2 separate regions of the Homo sapiens genome follow, and region 1 is linked to region 2. Evidence: chromatin loops called from intact Hi-C (ENCODE). Cell type or tissue: ovary. All regions are shown on one strand. Each heading gives the region's core, and the rest is flanking DNA. Links, peaks and the distances in the headings are about the cores only.

Region 1 (12,162 bases), core at 2,560-10,559, 200 kb before region 2:
GCTTTCAAATTTTGTTTGCTTTTGACATTCAGCAGTTTAAATGTATCAACAGTTTGGTGTATCTAGATGGGAATCTCTATTCTTGAAGTTTGTTGAGCTTCTTAGATTTATAGATAATTGGTTTTCATCAAATTTGGAAGTTTTTTGCCATTATTTTTTTTTGTCCCTCTCTTTGGACTCCCATTACTCATACGCTCATGTGCTTGTTTTCTCACAGGTCTCTGAGGTTCTGTTCAGTTTTCTTCAATCTCTTTTCTGTTTTTCAGGTTGAATAATTCCTATTAATCTACCTTCAAGTTCACTTACTCTTTCTTCTGCTGTCTCAAATCTACTTCTGACTCTCTCTAGTTAACTTTTTTTTTGTTTTGTTTTGTTTTTTTTTGAGACAGTTTCACTGTGTTGCCCAGGCTGGAGTGCAGTGGCGTGATGTTGGCTCACTGCAACCTCTGCCTCCCGGGTTCAAGTGATTCTCGTGCCTCAGCCTCCCAGTATTACAGGCACAGGCACATGGTGATGCCTGGCTAATTTTTGTAGTATTAGTAGAGATGGGGTTTCACCAGGTTGACCAGGCTGGTCTTGAATTACTGTCCTCAAGTGATCCGCCCACCTCAGCCTCCCAAAGTGCTGGGATTACAGGTGTGAGCCATTGTGCCTGGCCTCTCTAGTTAACTTCTTATGCATCATTATACTGTTTTCAACAAACTTCTACTTGATTCCCTTTTTTTTTTTTTTGAGGTAGTGTCTCACTCTGTCACCCAGGATGGAGTGCAGTGGCATGATCTCAGCTTACTGCAACCTCCGCCTCCCAGGTTCAAGCAATTCTCCTGGCTCAGCCTCCCAAGTGGCTGGGATTACAGGTGTGCACCACCACACCTAGCTAATTTTTGCATTTTTAGTACAGATTGGGTTTTGCCATGTTGGCCAGGCTGGTCTCAAACTTCTGGCCTCAGGTGATCTGCCTGCCTCGGGCTCCCAGAGTGCTGGGATTACAGGCGTGAGCCATTGGCCCCAGCCTACTTGATTCCTTTTTATAATCTCCAGTTTTTTTGTTTTTGTTTTTGTTTTCAACATTCTTGTGTTTATCTTTTAAAAGACAGTCTCCCTGTGTTGTCCAGGCTGCAGTGCAGTTGGCTATTCACAGGTGGGATCATAGTATACTATAGTCTTGAACTCCTGGGCTCAAACAAGCCTCCTGTCTCAGCCTCCTGAGTAGCTGGGACTACAGGCATGAACCCCTATGCCCAGCTTCTTATGCTTATTTTAAAATTCTAGGGGGTTGCCTTGTGTCTGCACAGCTTAGGGGGCAGCCACTTTCTGGAGAGTTTGTGCTGACACCTCAACCAGTCAGACTTCTGTCCTCTGCTGATGGATCTTTGTGTAGGTAGGTGAGTAATTTTAATATTCAGGCTGCTTTCAAGTCTATCTTAAGTTTTACTTTTTGTTGAGCCCTTCATCTCTGTTGCACATGTACCCAGCCTCCGATCAGCCAAAAATCTGCTTGCAGCCACGACTGCAACCTCAGGCCAGTAGAGCCATAAGCCCTCCCTGCCTGCACAGCACTGGGATTGTTACTTCCATTGATGATGGTTTGGGTATGGCTGCCACTCACACCTCCAAATGGAGTAAACCCTCTTTCAACCACAGCTGCTTGCTTGTCCTCATGTTCTGTTTTGCCTCAGCAGAACCTTCACAATTACTGAGTTGGAGGAGTGAGGGGGATACGAACAGCCCCAGGCAAGAACACTACAGACTCCCACTATTCCTACTCAAAGCTCAGTAGTTTTTCAGACAACATATCTCAGACTGGAAGGTTTTATGTCTGTTTCCAGAACACCAAAATTGTTTTGAGCTGGGAGTAGTGGTGCGTGCTTATAGTTGCAGGTACTTAGGAGGCTGAGGCTGGAGGGGGGATTGCTTGAGGGCAGGAATTCAAGACCAACCTGGGCAACATAGTAAGACCCCCCATCTCTATAAACAACAAAAAAAATGTTTCGTCCAATTTTTTCAGCATTTTAATTGCTCGAACTATAATAAGGAGAGGATTTGCTGACGTCCTTGCCTGACTGTAGCTGGAAGTGCTGCCCAAAGCACGAGACTTTAATGATGATCTGCGTAACTGAGTTAAGCAGGAAATGCCTTGATTGGGAAAGGATTGCACTCCTGTCCAAACAGCCTCTTGAAAACTGGTGATCCAATTGCTTAAAATGGTTAAGAGTGAAAATGGGAACTGGCCGGGGACCAGGACACATGCTGAGCTTCCTTCCTGCCCTGTGCTGGTAGTCCTGCATTTTTTTCCATGTTCTACTTTTCGTAAACTCTCCAGTTCCACCTCCACAGCATGACATCTTAGTCTTCACAGCAGTGTTTGTGTAATTATTTTAATATGACATCTCACCTTGTACAATTTTTTATTTTTGAGACAGTCTTGCTCTGTAACCCAGGCTGGAGTGCAGTGGTGCAATCTAGGCTCACTGCAACCTCCGCTTCGCAGGTTCAAGCAGTTATCTGCCTCAGCCTCCTGAGTAGCTGGGATTACAGGCACCTGCCACCATGCCTGGCTAATTTTTGTGTTTTTAGTAGAGACGGGATTTCACCATCTTGGCCAGGCTGGTCTTGAACTCCTGACCTAGTGATCCACCCGCCTTGGCCTCCCAAACTGCTGGGATTACAGGCGTGAGCCACCGCGTCCAGCACCTTCTAAAATTTTACTTCTTGCTGGGGCCTTCAGCGATTTTATCATAAAATCACCCAATTATGCTGACATGCTGTCACATGTCACAATCTATGTCTTATAAGCACATGGAAGGGCTTCTCAAGCAAAGTTATGTGTTTCATGAAAAAGGACAGATTGGTTGCTGCCACAAAAAGAGTTTCTCTAAATTTTTGCTTCCCTCAGATGCATGGTGTGACAAATGTAGCCTTTTTTTTTTTTAAGACAGAGTCTCGCTCTGTCGCCCAGGCTGGAGTGCAGTGGCGAGATCTCGGCTCACTCCAACCTCCACTTCCCTGGTTCAAGCAATTTCCCTCTCTCAGCCTCCTGAGTAGCTGGGATTACAGGTGCATGCCACCACGCCCAGCTAATTTTTTTGTATTATTAGTAGAGACGGTTGGCCAGACTGGTCTCAAACCAGGTTTCACCTGGTTGGCCAGACTGGTCTCAAACTCCTGACCTCAGGCAATCCACCCACCTTGGCCTCCCAAAGTGCTGGGATTACAGATGTGAGCCACAGCGCCTGGCCGCCTTTTTTACTTGCTTTTATAAACACCATTAATTTAAAGGCCAGTAACTTATTTCAGCTGCCCTACAGGCAATGAATATCCTTACTTGGACTACTGTAGACTTGGCTTCTTATAAAAACAATAATCTTTTTGGACAGAAGAAAACAAAGTATTTGGCTAATTAATTAATTAATTTGGCATTCTCAAACCTAGAGGCCATTACATTAAGAACTAGTTTGTAGTTGTTACATTTCTTTGTTTTGTCTCAGTGGATCCAGGGCTGGAATCGCCCCCATAGTGGCAGCAGGGGAGACCCCATCAGGGAGTGATCCAAACTATCTCGAGATAGGGCCGGCTGGGATTTCAAAGAAAGAAGCTCTAAGCGCCAGGGTGATCAATCCAAAGCATTTATTAGAGGAACTTCCTTACAGAGTGCTGCAGCAATGGTTGAGAGAGAAAAGGGGTGTTCTGCCCAGGTATATCAGCAGTGAGGGAGTTTCTATGACAGTTAAAGGAATTTGGCTCAGGGCCAGAGCCAGTTTCTTTTTTCTTTTTCTTTTTTTTTTTTTTTTTTTTTGAGACAGAGTCTTGCTGTCACCCAGGCTGGAGTGCAATGAGAGTCTTGCTGTGACCCAGGCTGGAGTGCAATGGCATGATTTTGGCTCACTGCAACCTCCGCCTCCTGGGCTTAAGCAATTCTCCTGCTTCAGCTTCCCGACTAACTGAGATTACAGGCACCCGCCACCATGCCCAGCTAATTTTTTTGTATTTTTTTTTTTTTTTTTAGTTGAGACGGGGTTTCACCATGTTGGCCAGGCTGGTCTTGAATGCCTGATCTCAGGTGATCCACCCGCCTCGGCCTCCCAAAGTGTTGGGATTACAGGCGTGAGCCACTGCGCCCGGCCCAGTGCCAGTTTCTTTTAGTGTTTTAGGGAACAACCTAGACAGATTTATCAGTGCCTGGGAATGTTCAAGGCCCGGTTTGGGTTCAAGCCTGCTAGGAAAAATCTGCAGCTGGCTAGGTGACAAAGGTCAAGGCACTCTGTGACTTTTGGTCAGGATACAGAAAGCAGGGGCAACTGGCAACTCTACACTTGTGAATAAGAAAATGTTCATTCTCTTCTTCTCTGGGATTTCCTAAATGATTGCTGGCACCTAGAGTATGAGAACCCTGCGTCGAACAATTTAATAATCAAATTGGTAGCTAGGTTGCAGTCAGCTTAATAGTTCACCTCTGAGGCCTCTTGGCTAATGTATATATTGGTAACTTTAATAAGAGTGGAGAGATCTGCAGGCAGCATCTTGCTCAAGTCACCAAAGTTAACCTCACCAGTGAGAAGACAACTGAGCATGTACCTCACCTGACTGGCTGCTGTGGGCAGCATCACACCTGACCTGAATCCCTTCACAGACCCAGCAGAGGGCTGTGTACAGAGCAGGTGCTCAGAAAAATCCATGCTGAAGTGAATTAAAAAATAAACAAGATCTTTGGTTTATTATCGGTTACAAAGAAAGAGGAGGTGTGGAAAGCTACTTCCACTGAGATAGCTTTCCTAACTGTTAGGTAGGAAAATGCCAGGGCTCCCACTGGAGGGCAAAGTAGAATCCAGAACACACCCATATTCTTGGTCCATTTCCCAAAGGTCCACGCCTGAGAGATTTCAAGCTGAGTAAAGGAACAAGTCTTCTGAAGATGCAGATTTTGGTTTTATTTCAATTCAGTACAGCATACACTAGTATAACATACTTTTTTTTTTTTTTTTCAAAATCACCAACCAAAACCCATCACTGATACTTTGATTGTCTAGGAAAGAAGGAGCCCCAGCCTTGTCACATACAATCTCTGTCCCTGGTGCAATGTCATCCTCACTGTGCTGTGAAAGGCAAGGCTCTCTCCTCACCCTAATAGCTCCTGTTTCCAGTGCTTGCCTGTCTTTCTTCCCAAGCGTTGGCCGGGCTGTGCTTTCTCAGTTAACCCAAAGGCTCTTGCAGGCCTTTTCCTCTCGGAAGTCCCCTCCCTCTCCCGAGAGAGAGAGCTGCTTTTTTTTCCTTTTTTTTTTTTTTTTTTTTGAGATCGAGTTTTGCTCTGTTGCCCAGTGCAGTGGCATGATCTCGGCTCACTGCAACCTCCACCTCCCAGGTTCAAGCGATTCTCCTGCTTCAGCCTCCCAAGTAGCTGGGACTACAGGTGCGTGCTACCACACCCAGCTAATTTTTTATGTAGAGACGGGGTTTCACCGTGTTAGCCAGGATGGTCTCGATCTCCTGACCTCGTGATCCGCCTGCCTCGGCCTTCCAAAGTGCTGGGATTACAGGCGTGAGCCACCGTGCCCGGCCTCAACTTTTTATTTATTAGCTTGTTGGTCTTCAACCTCTGTAAGCCTCAGTTTCCTCACTTATCAATCATCTACTGCTGTATAGAGACAGGTCCATCTCCTAGCATGCAGGGTGAGGCTAATGTGACATTTGAAAACTCCAGAGTGCTGCTGACAGTGGTTGGAGGTGAAGGAGGAGGAAATAAAAGCAATGTGAGAATAGCTTTAAAGAAAGGAAGGGCAAAAAGTTGAAAAGAAAGAGGCAGTGTGGAGAGATGGAGCCAACAGCAGCATGGGAGTCCCTGGCTAGGGTCAGGGCTTAGATGACGACATTGTTGGTTGGGTTCACTTGCCCTCTGAACTGCACAGGGAATCGAGCTGGTCATTAGACATGGCCTGGAGCCAGTCACTGGAAAAGGAAATCAATACCCAGACTGATTCTCAGAACAGCCACCATTTGTATGATTTTAATCCATAGAATCATTCTGAAAGCTTCTTAATCTTCACCTTTTTTCTGGACAGGAGACAGGTGGCTGAGCCTAGCCCTGGACTGGATCATATCTTCACACTTCCTTAAGCCACAGAAAACTTGAACCAGGTGGTGTGGTCATACTCCTCACCAGGCCTCAGCAGCACAGGAGGGAAGCGGGGCTGTGAAGGGGAAACAACACAGGTGATGCTTGACACCGCAGGCTGCAACATTAACCATTTGGGTGTGCTTCTGGACGGGCTTCTAGACCAGTGCTCTGTGGATGGCTGCCAGTGCGGGAACTGTTTATGATTGGTTCATAGTGAGATAAAGAACTTTAATCAGAGTGAAAAAAGCACACTTTGTTAAAGGAAGGCTTTCCTGATGAAGGGAAGCAGTGTGTTGATCTATAATCTGGTGTAAGGTGTAGGCTTTTTTTTTTTTTTTTTGAGATGGAGTCTTGCTCTGTTGCCCAGGCTGGAGTGCAGTGGGGCGATCTCAGCTCACTGCAAACCCCGCTTCCTGGGTTCAAGCGATTCTCCTGCCTCAGCCTCCAGAGTAGCTGGGATCACAGGCACCTGCCACCATGCCCAGATAATTTTTTTATTTTTACTAGAGACAGGGTTTTGTCATGTTGACCGGGCTGGTCTCGAACTCCTGACCTCAAGTGATACACCTGCCTCAGACTCTCAAAGTGCTGGGATTACAGGTGTGAGCCACCGCACCTGGCCCTTTTTTTTTTTTTTTTTTAAAGACAGGGTCTCATTCTGTTGCACAGGCTGGAGTGCAGTGGTGTGATCATGGCTCACTGCAGCCTTGACCTCCCAGGCTCAGGGATCCTCCCACCTCAGCCTCCCAAGTAGCTGGGGCCACAGGTGTGCACTACCACACCTGGCTAATTTTTCTAATAATCTGTAAAGATGGGGTCTCCCTGTGTTGCCCAGGTTAGCCTCAATCTCAGGCTCAAGCAATCCTCCCGCCTCAGCCTCCCAAAGTGCTGGGATTACAGGCATGAGCCACCTTGCCCAGCCCAAGGTGCAAGCTTCTTATTGTGGGCTGGCACTTTCAGGAGTACTGCTCTGGGTAACAACCAGAAAAGAAAGTTATGAGGGAGCACATAGGAGGAGACGATATGGAAGCTCTCCTTAAGTGTGGCTGCAGAAAACGAGAAGGTATTGTTAAGGAGAAACAAACTGGATAAAGGCTTTGAAGGTACAAAATTTCAGCTTTCTTAAAACCATGTAAATCCCATGTTAGTAGCTTGGCTATGGGTTTTCTGTGACTTGCAGAAGAGAATAAGCATGAACTTTTGAGCCGGGCACAGTGGCTCACGCCTATAATCCTAGCACTTTGGGAGGCCAAGGCAGGTGGATCACCTGAGGTCAGGGGTTTTGAGACCAGCCTGGCCAACATGGTGGAACCCTGTCTCTACTAAAAATACAAAAATTAAGCAGGCATGGTGGTAGGCGCCTGTAATCCTAGCTACTTGGAAGGCTGGGGCAGGAGAATCGCTTGGACCCAGGAGGCGGAGGTTGCAGTGAGCTGAGATCGTGCCCAGGAGGCGGAGGTTGCAGTGAGCTGAGATCGTGCCACTGCACTACAGCCTAGGCGACAAGAGTGAGACTCTGTCTCAAAAAACAAACCAAACAAACAAAGCATGAACTTTTGAATCATACAAGCTGATTCGAGTGTAGTGAACTCTGTCGTACAGTGTGACCTTGGACACAACTCTACTCTGAAAAGCCAGCCTGTGGCATTACCTGATTGACTGCATCAGGCCAGTTCTGAGTCTCCAGGCAGAAACCGGAGTGCTTGGGATAGACAGCTCCATTCTTGCCCTTTAATGTGCCATCCAGGAAGTTGCCCGTGTAAAACTGGACCCCGGGCTGGGTGGTGTATACTTCTAGTACCCGCCCGCTTGCAGCATGATGCACCCTGGTAAGAAATACAAACAACATGAGTCCAGGGCAGAAAAGCAGGTGGGGAGGAGTAGAAGCTGGGAAGCGGCTTTGAGACAGGAATCAGACCCAGCCACAGAGCAGGGACAAGATATAAGGAGGAGATGAAGGTAGGAAGAGCATGATGGAAAATTCTTCCAGTCTCAAAGGCAAGGCATGAGCAGGTGGCTTTCAGGATCCTCAGTAGCTTCTTTGGGGCATCACAAAACAGACTCACTCCTGCCAGCTGGGGAGTAGGGAGGAAGGCAGCAGCCAGGTTGGAGAGAGGAAGGTCCTGGAGAGGCTGAGATTCTTTTTTTTTTTTTTTTTTTTTTTGAAATAGAGTCTTTCTCTATTGCCCAGGCTGGAGTGCAGTGGCGCGACCTCGGCTCACTGCAACCTCAGCCTCCCGGGCTCAAGCAATTCTCCCACTTCAGCTCCCCAGTAGCTGGGACTGCAGGTGCGCACTACCATGTCCAGCTAATTTTTGTTTGTTTGTTTGTTTTGAGATGGAGTCTGGCTCTGTCACCCAGGGAGGAGTGCAGTGGTGCGATCTTGGCTCACTGCAACCTCCGCCCCCTTGGTTAAAGCAATTCTCCTGCCTCAGCCTCTAGAGTAGCTGGGATTACAGGTACCTGCCACCACATCCGGCTAATTTTTTGTACTTTTAGTATTGTCGGGGTTTCATCATGTTGGCCCAACTGGTCTTGAACTACTGACCTCAGGTGATCTGACCACCTCAGCCTCCAAAAGTGCTGGGATTACAGGCATGAGAGCCACTGCACCTGGCCTGAGATTCTTTTTTTTTTTTTGAGATGGAGTTTTGCTCTGTTGCCTAGCCTGGAGTGCAGTGGCGTGATCTCGGCTCACTACAACTTCCACCCCCTGGGTTCAAGTGATTCTCCTGCCTCAGCCTCCTGAGTAGCTGAGATTATAGGTGCCCACCACCATGCCTGGCTAATTTTTATATTTTTAGTAGAGACGGCGTTTCACCATGTTGGCGAGGCTGGTCTCAAACTCCTGACCTCAAGTGATCTGCCCACCTCAGCCACCTAAAGTGCTGGGATTACAGGCATGAGCCACCACGCCCAGCCCGGAGAAGGTCTTTGATCTTCTTTCTGTCACTATTTGGTTTGAGTCATTTTTTCTGCTTTATTTAAAAACTGTTGACCGGGTGCAGTGGCTTACACCTGTAATCCCAGCACTTTGGGAGGCCGAGGTGGGTGGATTACAAGGTCAGGAGTTCAAGACCAGCCTGACCAACATTGTGAAACCCCATCTCTACTAAAAATACAAAAATTAGCTGGGCATAGTGGCACGTGCCTGTTATCCCAGCTACTCAGGAGGCTGAGGCAGGAGAATCACTTGAACCCGGGAGGCGGAGGTTGCAGTAAACCTAGATCGCACCACTGCATTCCAGTCTGGGCGACAGAGCAAGACTCCGTCACACACACGCACACACACAAAACTGTTAATTCTGCAAACATTTATTCATTATTTGCTAGTGCCAAGGATGATATTAGGTGTTGGGGTAGAGGTAGGGCTTCACAAAGATGAAATGGCATGAGGAACTGGGATTTGGTGAGAAGGCGAGAGCGTGCACACAAGTGTCTATCGGTCAAGGCTGGAGGCGGTGAGTGCTGCAGGAGATGCCTAGCCTCCAACTGGCCATGGAGTAGGCAGGCATAAGTCACAGATCGAGAAAGCACAAAGGCTCTGGAAGTTCAGTGACAGCCGAGGTGACTTCACTAGGAAGAGTTAAGGCTTCTAACAGAAAATGGGCCTTAAAGAACAGGCAGAGAGGGAGAGAGCGGGTGCCAAGCAGGGGGAATAGGGGTAATGGCAGGTGGGGGACTGGGATAAATTCTACAGAGCTCACCTGTGCCATGGGAGCTTTGAGAAAATATGGGATGTGGTATTGGGTCACTTGTAGCATAGTAAATGCTATTGATATGGCCAGAGGAAAAGCTCCAAAGGAAAATAGGACTTGGTGTCATTTCTTCCTTACAGACTCAGGAAGTGAAAAGTACCTGACCTTGCACAAAAATGCTTTTCTTTAGATCCCTTCAGACAGAAATTGTGGTCAAAACCATTGAGATGGAAGTCCTGCAGGTGTTTTCCAAGCTCCACTGGCTTTCTCAGGTCGAATGCAGTGCCTTGCACTGGGGCAACTTCTCCTGATGGGAAGAGACAGAAAACAAAGGTGATAAATGCCCAAGTCTCATCTTTATATAGAGCCTCCACAAAGGCTCACTGGTTCTACTCTCTCCGCCTTCATTTTAATTTGTTAAGGAGATGGGAGCCCAGATCCTGGGAAACATGCAGAGACCCCATCTCTACCAAAATAATAAAATAAATAAATAAATAAATGTAAAAAATTAGCCAGGCATAGTGATGTGTCCCTGTGGTCTCAGCTACTCAGGAGGCTGAGGCAGGAGGATTGCTTGAGCCCAGGAGGTCGAGGCTACAGTGAACCATGATTGCACCACTGCACTCCAGCATAGGTAACAGAATGAGACTGTCTTAAAAAACAAATATGGAGAGGGTGGGGAAGAGAAAAAAAAAACCCTCAAATAAATAGAGTATATGGGAGTATGGGCTCAGGTTATATGCAAATACTGCACCATTTTATAGAAGGAACTAGAGTATCTAATGATTTAAGTATCAGTAGGGGGTCCTGGAACCAATCCTCCATGGATTCCAAGGGACAATGGAAAATATATACTCATAAATATATAGTAACATATACATAAAAGCCAGAGTTGTTCTAGCTGAATCAAGTACAGGTTCTGAGCAGCGCAGGTGGAAAACCCCAGGATAAGATGATGGCAGAGGTCCACTTCCTCTTAAAATTATGGCCCACCCAGGAGTAGTAACAGCCAGGTGCTAGAACCTTGTACCAAGTACAGAGAATACCAGTTTCCTCTGTAGCAGGCCAAATCACTCCAGCCATTTTTTCTTGAAGAGGAAAAGAAAAGGGCTCTGTTTCAGAGGCTTAAACAATGTTACGGTTGAGTTTTTGTTTTGTTTTGTTTTGTTTTGTTTTTTGAGATGGAGTCTTGCTCTGTCACCCAGGCTGGAGCGCAGTGGCGCGATCTCAGCTCAGTGCAACCTCCGCCTCCTGGGTTCAAGTGATTCTTCTGTCTCAGCCTCATGAGTAGCTGGGATTACAGGTGCACACCACCATGCTTTTGTATTTTTAGTAGAGACGGGGTTTCACCATGTTGGCCAGGCTGGTCGTGAACTCCTGACAGGTGATCTGCCCACCTCGGCCTCCCAAAGTGCTAGTATTATAGGCGTGAGCCACTGCACCCAGCCAAAAAAAAAGTTTTTTTTTTTTGAGACAGAGTTTTGCTCGTCGCCCAGGCTGGAGTGCAATGGCACAATCTCAGCTCACTGCCACCTCTGCCTCCCAGGTTCAAGTGATTCTCCCACCTCAGCCTCCCAAGTAGCTGGGATTACAGGCACACACCACCACGCCCAGCTAATTTTTGTATTTTTAGTAGAGATGGGGTTTCACCATGTTGGCCAGGCTAGTCTCCAACTCCTGACCTCAGGTGGTCCACCTGCCTTGGCCTCCCAAAGTGCTGGGATTACAGGTGTGAGCCACCACTCCTGGCCTAAAAAGTTTTCTTATAGTCCCAGAGCTGTCTCATATATTTTAAAGGTAAATGCAAATGTTAGGAGGTTAACATACTCTTTTAGGGTGATAATTATTTTTCCCTTTCATGTGGTCAAATGGCAATTTTAGGAACTTGGCTTCCACTGTAATCAGGGGAGAGAAGTAGCATGCAAAGTAGGGCTGAAATCTTAGGAGGCTAAGAAAAAGCAGGAACTTGTACCTTACCATTAAAATAATTTAAAAAGTAAAAGAAGAACCAATTGCCAGTCATTTAAAACATTTGGTTCTGCTTTTGTGGGTTCCTAAATGCTGAGAGAACACACAAATCTATCTGAGTAAAAGAGGACATTTCATTTATTTTTCCTTTTTCTTTTTTTTTTTTTTTTGAGACGTAGTCTCCCTCTGTTGCCTGGGCTGGAGTGCAATGGCCAGTCTAGGCTCACTGCAACCTCTGCCTCCTGGTTCAAGTGATTCTCCTGCCTCAGCCTCCCGAGGAGCTGGGACTACAGGCACGCACCATCATGCCCAGCTAATTTTTGTATTTTTAGTAGAGACGGGGTTTCACCATATTGGCCAGAGTGGTCTCGAACTCCTGACCTC
Region 2 (12,162 bases), core at 2,550-10,549:
ATGTTGCAAGAGAAAAGGAGCAAGTAGGAGAACAGACAATTATGTAGTCGTCTCCCACTCAGTAAATCAGCACTGATCACTGATAAGGTGAACATAGAGTAGCTGACTGTGGAGACATCCGGCCTTTTATCTGTAGCTGTCTGCTTAGGAACAAAGAGAAAGGCAATTTCTGGCCATGACTCAGCTTTCAGCTTAATGTTTTCCTTTTGGCATCATGAAACGGGGTCCTGAGATTTTATTTTCTTTCACGGTGGTTAAATAAATGGCCTTTAGAGTTTGATAGAGTTGGGTCTGATTATCAACTTTAGCACTGTGTGCTGTATGACATTGTCTCTTCACATCACTAAGTCTATTTTCTTGTAGGTGAAATATGAATATTGACAAAGTTGGTATGAGGATTAAGTGAGATAATGCATTTAAAGCACATAGTCTCAACAAACAATAGTTATGACTGTTATTATGATCATTGTTACTATTCTTGAACGGGCAGTGAATACATTGTGCTAACCCTGGACCTGCCAGATAGGTGTCTTCTGCCTTTCAGATTCAGGATGTCTCCCGTAAAGCAAAACAAAAACCTATCCTGACCTTCTTGGATGATTCATAAACACTTGGTGAACAGTTTTTACTACACATTTGTTCCCTGATAGCCCCTTAGAAGTCTGTGGAACTGGCTGGGCGTGGTGGCTCATGCATGTAATCTCAGCACTTTGAGAGGCAGAGGTGGGCGGATAACTTGAGGTCAGGAGTTTGAGACCAGCCTGACCAACATGGTGAAACCCCGTCTCAACTAAAAATACAAAAATTAGCCAGGCATTGTGGTGGGGGTCTGTAATCTCAGCTACTTGGGAGGCTGAGACAGGAGAATTGCTTGAACCCATGAGGCGGAGGTTGCAGTGAGTCGAGATCGCGCCACTGCACTCCAGCCTGGGTGACAGAGTGAGACTCTGTCTCAAAAAAACAAAAAACAAAAAACAAAAAGAAAACTGTGGAATAGTTGCCTGAGTCTTTGGGTGTGAGATACTTATGCAGCACAGCAGCTTCAATACTGTGCTCTGAAATCTCGGGTCTAGTTACTATGGAATGGAAAGCTGAGGACAGGGAGTAGAAGGAGATTCTTCAGTAGTTTTTTGAACTCAACTTGTCCATTCCAGCTAAACTTTATTTCTTATGCAACATAAGTCTATGAAGGCAAGATTTTTCTTGGCAGCATAATTACTGCTACCTAATAAGGGAAGAGAATTTCCTTCTAAAGATTCCTGCTGTTTTCTCAGCAGGTGGGAACTTTTGCACTCTGCAGCTGCTGGGTGCCATTACTGTCCGTCCTGGGCTTGCTCTTTCCATTCTGAGATGGGAATGGAAAAATCCACAGGGAACAATTGGTAATTCCATCCTGATTTGTATGCATTTTGGGGTGTTGGTTTTGTTTTGTTTTGTTTTGCTTGCTTTTTTTTTGTTTTTCTTTGGTACTTCTATTCTGTAACCTTGTCACTTATATTTTTTGAAAAGTCAAGATGCATCGTTTGATACATAATTAAATATTTGAAAACAGGGACTGTCCCGGAACTCTTGGACTTTGGGCTACTGTGTGCATAACCTCGTGGAGGGTTCTGAGCAGCTCTGTCCATCTACATGTGAAGGATCAAAGGGTGCCCCAGGTGTGTCCCTACTGACTCCATATAAGGCCCAGGGGAAGTTGTGCCCTGAAGATAAAGGAAATTAAGCTTCAGCACCCTTCAGTTGTCAGGGACTAGACCTTTCTAAGACACCAGGCAGAGGACCTAGCAATGTGTGCATATGTTTCTTTTATAAATGGCAAAAATAAGACATTTTTCTATTGTTTTCCATTAAAGATGGTCTCAAAAACTTTGTAAGTTTAGGCCCCACAAATCTGTGTCCACCCTTGACAGGCTTCCTCTGGCTATGCCTGAAGGATTTTCCCTTTATATAACTAGATAGTCAGCAGCCTCAACTCCAAGCCAGGGCACACTGGCATGCCAGGGATGGTGTGGGAATGCAAGTAAAGAGGGGCATTCACAACTCTGTTGGCTGCTGGATGCAGAGAAAACCACAAGCTGGATAAAGAGCAGCCTCTGGGGAAAAACAAGCTGTAGACCTGAGGTCCAGCAGCAAGAGTTCCTTCTTCAAACAGGTGGTTAGCAAGTGGCACCCATCAGCTACCTGTTAAGTCTTTGAGAAAAATTAACGACCTACTTTATAATTTATACAAACAAAAATACTGTCGCCTATGTGCTGCGCCCCAGCCATTCCCCAGCCCTGGTGCGGCTGTGTCCTGTAGTGGAGACAGCCCTGGATAGGTTCCAGCCTTGGCTCCTCTGCTAGGTAGCTAAGTTATGAATGCTTAGCTTTGTTCATCTTTAAAATGAGTGTGTTGTATTAGGCAGTCTCACTCTGAAACTTAAATCATTTTATGGTATGGGGGTAGAGTTTATATGATTTCTGTAGAGATACAAGAGTAGTGCTGTGGGAAAGTATGACGCACCTGTTGGGAAGGAGGTTGACATATGGAGAAAAATCAGACCATATGGGATTATGAAATTTAAAAAATTATCTCCTCCTGCTCAGTAAACGTGCCAAATATAAGCCTATCATCCTAAGAACTGTCTTCCTTTTAACAAATGAGAAGAAATTATGTGCATTTCCAAAATTAAAGGGATATTCACGTCATGTTAAATGTGTGACATATGTAGGCAACGACGAAGTTCTGAGAAGTAAGTTTGTGTTTACGGTATGGCCTTTGTTATTTAGGAGATTACAATTAAAACAGGACTAGCCCAGATGAAACAATTAACAAAGCTGATGAGCTATAACCAAAACCCATGATTAGTGATGGGTTCATTGAATACATTCTAGTACATCTGTTCTATGGAATACCATGCAATCAATCATCAAGTAGAATGAACCACATTTATATGTATTGACTTGGGAAGGTGTAGAAGACATATTAAGTAAACATAAACAAGTGGTAAATTATAATGAAAAATATGACCATGTTTTTGTTAAAAGCATAAATGAGACCTCAACAGGTGATTCAGTGCTTGTGTAAGCGTAGAAAAAATATGGAATGATATATACACCAGCATGCTAATACTGGTTACTTTAAGAGAGTATAATTGGACAGGGGAGGAGAAAAAATATATACATTATATATATATTATATATGATAATATATTATAAAATATGTGTCAATATTATATATGAGATATATTTTTATATATTTTTATTATATATAATATATTAGCTTTCTATAATTAAGTTTATTTAAATTGTTATGAGTGTGTATTATAATTTTTTTTTTTTTTTTTTTGCCCAGGCTGGAGTGCAGTGGTGCGATTTTGGCTCACTGCAGCCTTGAACTCCTGGGCTCAAGCAATCCTCCTGCCTCAGCCTCCCTAGTAGTTCGGACTACAGGCATGAGCCACCATATCTGGCTTGTGTATTGTAATTTTTAAGAGTGCTTTTGTAAAATAAAAAAAGCATAACCTTTGTTTTCTCAGCCTCCCCAGTCTGTGGTTGTATGCTGGATCACATTATGGTTATAACCTATGTCTCCTCTGCGGTATGCTCAGGTTCCCTGTAAAACTCATCCAGTGATTTCAAGGCCTTTTCGCCCACCCTGTTTTTCCTCCTTGGCTCACCTGCTGCTGGAGAAGCCCTGGGAGGGAGTGGCCTCCCATGACACTCAGGCACGTAACCCCCCTGAAGGGGGTGCGGTTTGTGCTTGGGGCTCTGCCAGAGTACAAAATGGCATCATGTTCCCTAGACTCCCAAAGTCCCCTCAGTGTCCTAGTTCTTCAGGAAGGGGCAATGCCTTTCATCCCCCTCACCTGTCACACTTTAATGGGTGGTTACAAAATTGGAGCTGCTTGGGCTCCTCATGCATGTCAGCTCCTCTAGGCTGGTCCCATCTCTCCAGAAGTGCCTGGGTCCCTTCACGCAAGCTCAGCCTCTAGGGGGCATGTCCACGTACATTAGTGCTAATTGTGTGGTAGAGGCAGAAATTCAGTGAAGGGAAAGACGGGGCTTTTTTAGAAGACTTGGGGTTTACACAGGACCATGGGGAGGTATGGAGATGGGGTACATCAAATGTGGAAACCTTAACACCAGCAACATCAAGAAGGGGGAAGGCAACAGTAAAAACATGGAAGGCCAGGTGCGGTGGCTCACACCTGTAATCCCAGCACTTTGGGAGGTCGAGGCGGGTGGATCATGAGGTCAAGAGATCGAGACCATCCTGGCCAAAATGGTGAAACCCCGCCTCTACTAAAAATACAAAAATTAGCTGGGCATGGTAGCGTGCACCTGTAGTCCCAGCTACTCAGGAGGCTGAGGCAGGAGAATCGCTTGAACCCGGGGGGTGGAGGTTGCAGTGAGCTGAGATCGTGCCACTGCACTCCAGCCTGGGCAATAGAGTGAGACTCTGTCTCAAAACCCCCCCAAAAATCATACAGTTGAATAAGAACAACTATTTCCCTGGTTTCTGTCTTTCTCCTGTCTCAAAGGCCTCTTAATGTATTATTAGGCAGGGATGTGTGTGTATTAGTATCTTAAGTAAATAATTTAACATGTTAACAACATTCCTTGAGGAAATAAATGTGCTTAAATTTTTAGTATGCATGGGACTTGGCACTGGTGTAAAGACACTTTGAGTAGACAGTGGTTCACCTGCAGTATTGGCCATATATCCTAGAGCCTTCAAGTGTCTGGAGAAGTGATTTCCTTCTTAAAATGGATAGATCCTCCTCTGAGTGCAGGAATCTGACTAATTACAAGAATCTCCTTCCCTGGAGTGATCATTCAACCTGGGATGTGTCACTGCAGATAAAAGAACACCCCGTAGATTCTCACTAGAAGAGAACCAGTGGCTGAGCGTAATGTTCCCTTCCTCAGGGAGAACATATTTCTTCAGAAGGGGAAATGCTTTTCAGGCAAATAAATCACTGCTCCAAATTTTTCATAACTGATTCAATATACAGTTCCAACTTCTGTGTCAAATGCTGGTTTGGAAAAGATTTCCAGTGTCATGGGAAATCTATGGACTGAAGAATATAACATTGTGCATGAAGGAAGTATCAAACATTGAGCTTTAAAAAATACTTCATAATCGTCAAGTATTTACAAATGAAATTATAGGTAATCTCAGATTTGCTTTAACATAGCCTAGCTGAGTGGAAGAGGGGTCCTGGGGTATAGATAAAACGGAATTGACAATGTGTTAATTATTGAAACTGCGTGATGTGCCCATGTGGGTTTATTATACTGTTTTCTCAACTTTTGTAAATGTTTGAAAATTTCCATATAAAAAGTTAACAGGCCGGGAGCGGTGGCTAACGCCTGTAATCCCAGCACTTTGGCAGGCTGAGGCAGGTGGATCATCTGAGGTCTGGAGTTCAAGACCAGCCTGGCCAACATAGTGAAACCCTGTCTCTACTAAAAATACAAAAAATTAGCTGGGCATGGTGGCAGGCACCTGTAATCCCAGCCACTCGGGAGGCTGAGGCAGGAGAATCGCTTGAACCCGGGAGACTGCAGCCTCGGCAACAAGAGTGAAACTCCATCTCAAAAAAAAAAGGCCGGGTGCTGTGGCTCACACCTGTAATCCCAGCACTTTGAGTGGCCTAGGCGGGTGGATCACAAGGTCAGGAGTTCAAGACCGGCCTGGCCAACGCGGTGAAACCCCATCTCTACTAAAAATACAGAAATTAGCTGGGCATGGTGGCGGGCGCCTGTAATCCCAGCTAGTTGGAAGGCTGAGGCAGGAGAATTGCTTGAAACCAGAACACGGAGTTTGCAGTGAGCCGAGATCATGCCACTGTCCTCCAGCCCGGGGGAAAGAGAGATACTCCATCTCAAAAATAAATTAAAAAAAAAAAAAAAGGTTAAACCCCAATAGTGTCTTTCTTTTGAGTGAAAATGTTTTTAAAAATTAATAATTCATAGAACTTGCATAACGAATAAATATATAAATGCATAAAATATAGCTAACACTGGTGCTTACTATGTACTAGGCATATATGTTATATATGTACATAATTTTGTATATTATACATGCATATGATTATATGCATACATACATTTATATGCACTTACATTAAATATGTAAAACACACACGTATAAATATATATGGTGTATCAACTCATTTAATTCCTGTCAACAATTCATGACGTGAGTTCTAAGTAAATTATTTGCATGTGCAGATGAGGTAATGGGGTTATATACGGGGTTAAATAACGCACCCAAGGTCATTAAACAGGATTTGAACTCAGCAATTTTGGCTCCAGAACTCATGCTCCCCGCTGCCTGTATCCATGCGGGTCTGTATTGTCGCCAACAACTTTCCCCACCACAGTTTAACTTTTTTTTTTTTTTTTTTTTTTTTTGAGACGGAGTCTTGCTCTGTTGCCCAGGCCGGAGTGGAGCGGTGTGATCTCGGCTCACTGCAACCTCCGCTCCCAGGTTCAAGCGATTCTCCTGCCTCGGCCTCTTGAGTAGCTGGGATTACAGGTGCACGCCACCAAGCCCGGCTAATTTTTGTATTTTTTGTAGAGACGGGGTTTCAGACGCGCCCAGCCCACAGTTTAATTTTTATTTTTGAATTGATTTGGGAGTGGGGGGTGGGGTGGAAACTTTTTTTTTTTTAACTGTCCGGCAATTTTGCTGAAGCTACCTGTCCAGGTTGGCCCCGGGGCGTGCCTCTTGGCACCGAACTGGGGCGCCTGAGCCTCGGCAGTGCGGGCGGTGGGTCGGCTCGGGTGACCGGTTACCCCCGGTCTTGGGTCCTTTGCACCGCGGCGATCCGACCGCCTCAGAGCGGCGCGCAGGTAGCCGTGTGGCGCCACCTGGTGGCCGGAGCCCCAGACTCGATCCACAGCAGCGCGCGCCCGGGCCTTCGCGGTGGGAACGCAACCCTGGCTAACAGAACTGCGACCGCTCCGCGCACTCCCGGGGCGTGGTTGAGGACAAAGCCAAAGCCCAGGGTGGCGGGGAGGAGGTGGGCGGCCACAACCCCAAGGGAGATGGGCCTTGGACCTTAGCCTGGAGGATCTTCTCCGCTAAGGAGGGAGACCCAGGAGGCTCGCTCGCGGTCCGCGCAGCCCAGGCCTGCCACCCTGACCGCGCCTCCTCGGAGCCCGCAGCTCCACCTTTGATCAAGTGGGAATTAACTTGAGAAAGGGGTGCTGCCTAAGGACTTTTAAAACGAACTCTTTAACATTTCCAAGTACTTACCCTTCATGTATGTGTGTACATAATCTATGTCTATTTCTTTATATCATCACTTATTTCCAGAAAGGGTATGAAAGCTGGAATGACGTCATATAATGCCATTTTTTTTTCCCTCACGACAGCCCTCTTACGCTTGTGAAGAACGCATGTGCTGACCCCCAGAGCCTGGTCCTGCCGAGCTGCTCCCTGGTGCTGGGGAAAGGTGGCACAACTGTAGAGACAGAAGAGTATTTTGGGGGCCTGGCAGGGGGCAGAGTGTTCACGGTGGTCCAGAAGGTGCAGCCGCATCAGGGCAGGAGGCTGGGAACCGCTTTCTCTCGCCCATAAACCTGCCAAGGAGATCTGGAAGGCCTGCGGAACGTCCTACCTGTACCAGGTGGGCCGGCGGGACTGCATTTGCTACCGGACCAAGAAGGCAAATCTCCCTGGTAGGTGCTCCCTTTCCTAGTGTCTGCACAGCTGCAAGCTAAGGAAGCTCTTCGCTGGGTCCTGCAGCATACAGGCCGCGGGTGAGGTGCAGTCGCCTCCTGTCACAGGCAGCAGGGCTTCCGTGCCACAGAGGGAGGGCAGCCCCTCCAAGGCAGGGCCTCACCCCTCATCCAGACCTGTCTGAACATTCTGCAACGAACGCCCAAGTCCATGGATGCTTCCCTGGCCAAGGCCTGGACCGGCCTCTCTTGGACTTTATGAGTACTGTGTTATTGTGCGTATGGGCACGCCTCCCCATAAAGGGTGAGGTCATCCACTGAGGAAGAAGAACATTTCTCAAAATTGCGCCTGAGATCTGAGCAGGGAAACTTGAGCAGGACTGAATCTCTAGGCAGCTACTACAGTGTTTCCCTCTGTGGGCATTTGATAGATATTTGGTGCTTGCTTCTCTTCTGCTCCCACATAAAACCTCAAGATTCCATCCTCCAAGGAGTCGGTTCCGCCTGTCACTTCACTCCAAGCTCAGCTTCAGAGATAAGGCTTCAGAAGAGAAATGCGTCTTCCCACATATGGCTCTGTTTTGAACTTAAAAACAGATTTGATGTGAGTACCTGCATACCATGGTGATAGGTGCCATAGAAATCAGAGGAAAGGCCGGGCACAGTGGCTCATGCCTGTAATCCCAGCACTTTGGGAAGCCGAGGTGGGCGGATCAGTTGAGACCAGCAGTTCAAGACCAGCCTGGTCAACCTGGTGAAACCCTGTCTCTACTAAAAATACAAAAACTAGCCGGGCATGGTGGCAGGCGTCTGTAATCCCAGCTACTCGGGAGGCTGAGGCAGGAGAATTGCTTGAATTCGGGAGGCGGAGGTTGCAGTGAGCCAATATCACACCACTGCACTCCAGCCTAGGTGACAGAGTGAGACTTCGTCTAAAAAAAACAAAAGAAAAAAAAAGAGGTAAAGCAGGGAGGTGGGACAGAGGAATGGTGGACCTAGAACATCAGGGGTTGGTTTGGAAGCAGCGTTTTGGTGACACTGATGCTTATTTTAAGCTGGCAGTGTTATTGATCATGTCCTCCCTGCACAGCCAGCCTCCCCCCTGGGAACACAAATGCTTTCTGCTTCCCTATGCACTATACTCTGGGGTCTTGAGAGGAGTGGAAACTGCATTCATCATGTAAGATACACATCAATGTCACTACTTTATTGTTGTTGCTGTTGTTGTTGAGACAGAGTCTCACTCTGTCACCCAGGAGTGCAGGAGTGCAGTGTTGTGATCTTGGCTCACTACAACCTCCACCTCCTGGGCTCAAACAATCCTCAAGCCTCGACCTCCCAAGTAGCTGGGACTACAGGCACGCAGCACCATGCCTGGTTAATTTTTGTGCTTTTAGTAGAGATGGGGTTTCACCATGTTGGCCAGGCTGGTCTCTAATTCTTGGTCTTAAGCGATCCACTGGCCTCAGCCTTCTAAAGTGCTGGGATTACAGGCATGAGTCACCACGCCCGGCTGACACTTTTCAACGTATTCATGCACATTACCTCCCTCATTTAATCCTATGCTAGGGCAGCTAGTATCACCCCTGCATTTCTGATGAATTTGAGGTTCAGAGACTGACTTGTCCAAAATCACAGAGCACGTGAGTGGCCACAGCTAACCTGAAGCCCCCTGTTCCCCTGACTCGGCTTCCTCATGTTGTGTAGCCGTGGAATTTTCAGGGTGCTGGACAGGCCTTCAGTGTATTTTGGGCAGTGTCATTCAGGATAGAAGGAGCTGTGTGGAGTGATTCAAATGCTCAGAGAAGCTGGTGCTTCTGCATGAAGACTGCAAGAAAATGGGATTGGCTGCAGAAGAATTTTGCTAATTTTATGTCTTGAGATACACGGACTCTACTTTCAAGATTGGCAGTCATTCCAAACAGCTCCTGGCCAGCATCAGTGAACTTCAGTACTCTCAGCTTCACTGGCCTGTGCAAATGCAAATACAGGTCCTGAGAATGGCTGCACAGCTGCCTACACCCTCCTCAAAGCATCACGGGACAGACAGCTCAGACCAAGCCAAAGGCAACGTGAAACACTGGGCATGCTTTCACTTCCTTTCTCCACTCTCCTGCACGCATGTCTGTCGTAGCTAACTGGTACGCCTGCGTGCCACGAAACTCCTTGTGTCTGAGCCTTCGCCTCTGCCTTCCCTCTCTCTCACCTGACCATTCATCTTCACTTTGCCAAATCTGACCTAGCCTTTGAGGCCCAGTTCAAATGTTCCCTCTCCAAAAAGGTTTTCTCTGATTCCCTGTCGCTGAAAGTTGAAAGTGATCTCTCCCTCCTCTGACACCACTAGCTTGAAAGAGGGTCTAAAGGTGAGAACGAAAGGTCTCTCCATTCCGAGAGACACCAGTAAGCCCCCAAAAGCTGGAGCCTGCCAAGCTCCCCTTGCCTTATAGGGGGAGTCCGAACTGGTTCCATGATTCCCCATTCAAGCTCTGAGGGTTGACAAAGGAGAGGGTGAGGTGGACTGGTCTTGGGGAGAGGGGTTATTCACTCTCTTTCTTGAAGCCAAGGAATGGGGTGGGGACCTAAGAGAATCATAAGGAAAACTAGAGGTGTTTGTAAGGAGAGTTGTGCTCCCAGATGGTTGTTTGCTTGGCCTTCGGGCTTGTCAATCTGCCCTAGGGCTGTGGAGAAGAGGATGGGAGGGAGATAGTGGGGAAGGGATATACTGCCTGGCAGAGAGGGCCCAGAACTGCTGCCTTGAGTTCTCAGCTCCTGAGGGCGTGCAGGATGGATCCATGCAAACTTGCTGTGCTGAGAGGAGACACTTGCCCTTTGCCTCTCTCTCTTCCTGCACCAGCACACACTGGAGGGCTGGCTCTACAGAGGGGAGAAGATGATGGGTAAAGAGATCAAGCCTAAGCTAGAGTCACAGACAGACCCAGTCTGCATGGGTAGACAGGGAGTTGATGAGACTTGAAGCTTCAGGATGCAAAGGACTGAGTCTTAAATCGGAAATAATCAAAGGTGGCTAGAAAGCTATGGAAGGTGGCAAAGATGTGATTAAGAAACCCTCTATTTGAGAAAAAAAAAAAGGATGGTCAGTCTGGATTAGTTGGGGGCAATTACATTAGGAGAAAAATCATGTTTTATCCCCAAGTAGTTGAGATTATTCAATCAACTATTTAGAATTTTTTTTTTTTTTTTTTTAGATGGAGTCTTGCTCTGTCACCCAGGCTGGGATACAGTGGCATGATCTCAGCTCACTGCAACCTCTGCCTCCCAAGTTCAAGTGATTTTCCTGCCTTAGCCTTCTGAGTAGCTGGGACTACAGGCACCTGCCACCATGCCCAGCTAATTTTTGTATTTTTAGTAGAGATGAGGTTTCACCATGTTGGCCAAGCTGGTCTCGAACTCCTGACCTCAGATGATCCACCCACCTTGGCCTCCCAAAGTGCTGGGATTACAGGCGGGAGCGACCGTGCCCAGCTAGAATTATTTTTGCATCTCCTTTTCTCTTAAAAAAAATTGTGCTAAAAACACATAACACAGCCTGGGCGAGGTGGCTCACGCCTGTCATCCCAACACTTTGGGAGGCTGAGGCAGGCAGATCACTTGAGGTAAGGAGTTTGAGACCAGCCTGGCCAACATGGTGAAACCCCATCTCTACTAGAAATACAAAAATTAGCCAGGTGTGGTGGCATGTGCCTGTAATCCCAGCTACTCGGGAGGCTGAGGCACGATAATTGCTTGAACCCGGGAGGCAGAGGTTGCAGTGAGCTGAGATTGCGCTACTGCACCCTAGCCTGGGCATCTAAAAAACAACAATGACAACAAAAAACAAAACACATAACATAAAATTTACAGTCTCAAACATTTCTTCTTTTTTTTTTTTTTTTGATATAGTCTCACTCTGTCACCCAGGCTGGAGTGCAGTGGTGTGATCTCGGCTCATTGCAACCTCCGCTTCCTGAGTTCAAGTGATTCTCATGTCTCAGCCTCCTGAGTAGCTGGGATTACAGGCATGCGCCACCACACCCAGCTAATTTTTTTTTTTTTTTTGAACTTTGGTAGACATGGGGTTTCACCATATTGACCAGGCTGGTTTCGTACTCCTGGCCTCAAGTGATCTGCCTGCCTCGGCCTCCCAAAGTGCTGGGATTACAGATGTGAGCTACCACGCCTGGTCAGAATTTCCTTCTTTTTAAAGGCTGAATAATATTCCATTGTATGTGTACACCACATTTTGTTTAATCATCTGCTGATGGACACTGAGGTTGCTTCTACCTCTTGGCTATTGTGAATACTGCACTATAAACATGGGTGTGCAAATATCTCTTTGAGATCCTGCTTTCAATTTTTTTGAGTATATACCTGTAAGTGGAATTGATAATTCTATTTTTAATTATTGGAGGAAACTCCACACTGTTTTCCATTGTGGTTGCACCATTTACATTCCCACCAAGAGTGCACAAGGGTTCTTATTTCTCCACA

The links. Peaks named below come from ENCODE experiments on the same cell type or tissue, not always from the same donor. Only the 100,000 strongest peaks of a DNase experiment are listed, where the experiment ranks them.
Region 1: it touches region 2 in a loop (4-fold over the local background); 75 of 110 quality-filtered maps call a loop at or near these places.

The regions. Positions count from the first base shown.
Region 1 is chr2:38,727,511-38,739,672 of GRCh38, reverse strand. It overlaps GALM (galactose mutarotase), which reads right to left. Exons shown (of 7, transcript NM_138801.3): 5 at 9,976-10,117; 6 at 7,764-7,938; 7 at 4,908-6,185. The coding sequence ends at 6,108. It overlaps LOC124905993 (a long non-coding RNA gene), which reads left to right and starts at 6,123. Exons shown (of 3, transcript XR_007086292.1): 1 at 6,123-6,207. In ovary, for the core only: no CTCF peak of the experiment used is centred there; no DNase peak of the experiment used is centred there.
Region 2 is chr2:38,530,966-38,543,127 of GRCh38, reverse strand. No RefSeq gene overlaps it. Among named protein-coding and RNA genes, the nearest start is that of LINC02613, 21 kb to the right of the region's middle. RefSeq lists enhancers at 1,507-1,801, 6,555-7,165, 9,407-9,536 and silencers at 1,507-1,801, 6,912-6,971. In ovary, for the core only: a CTCF peak has its summit at 6,853 (motif pointing left); a DNase peak (open chromatin) is centred at 6,877; H3K4me3 peaks cover 690 bases.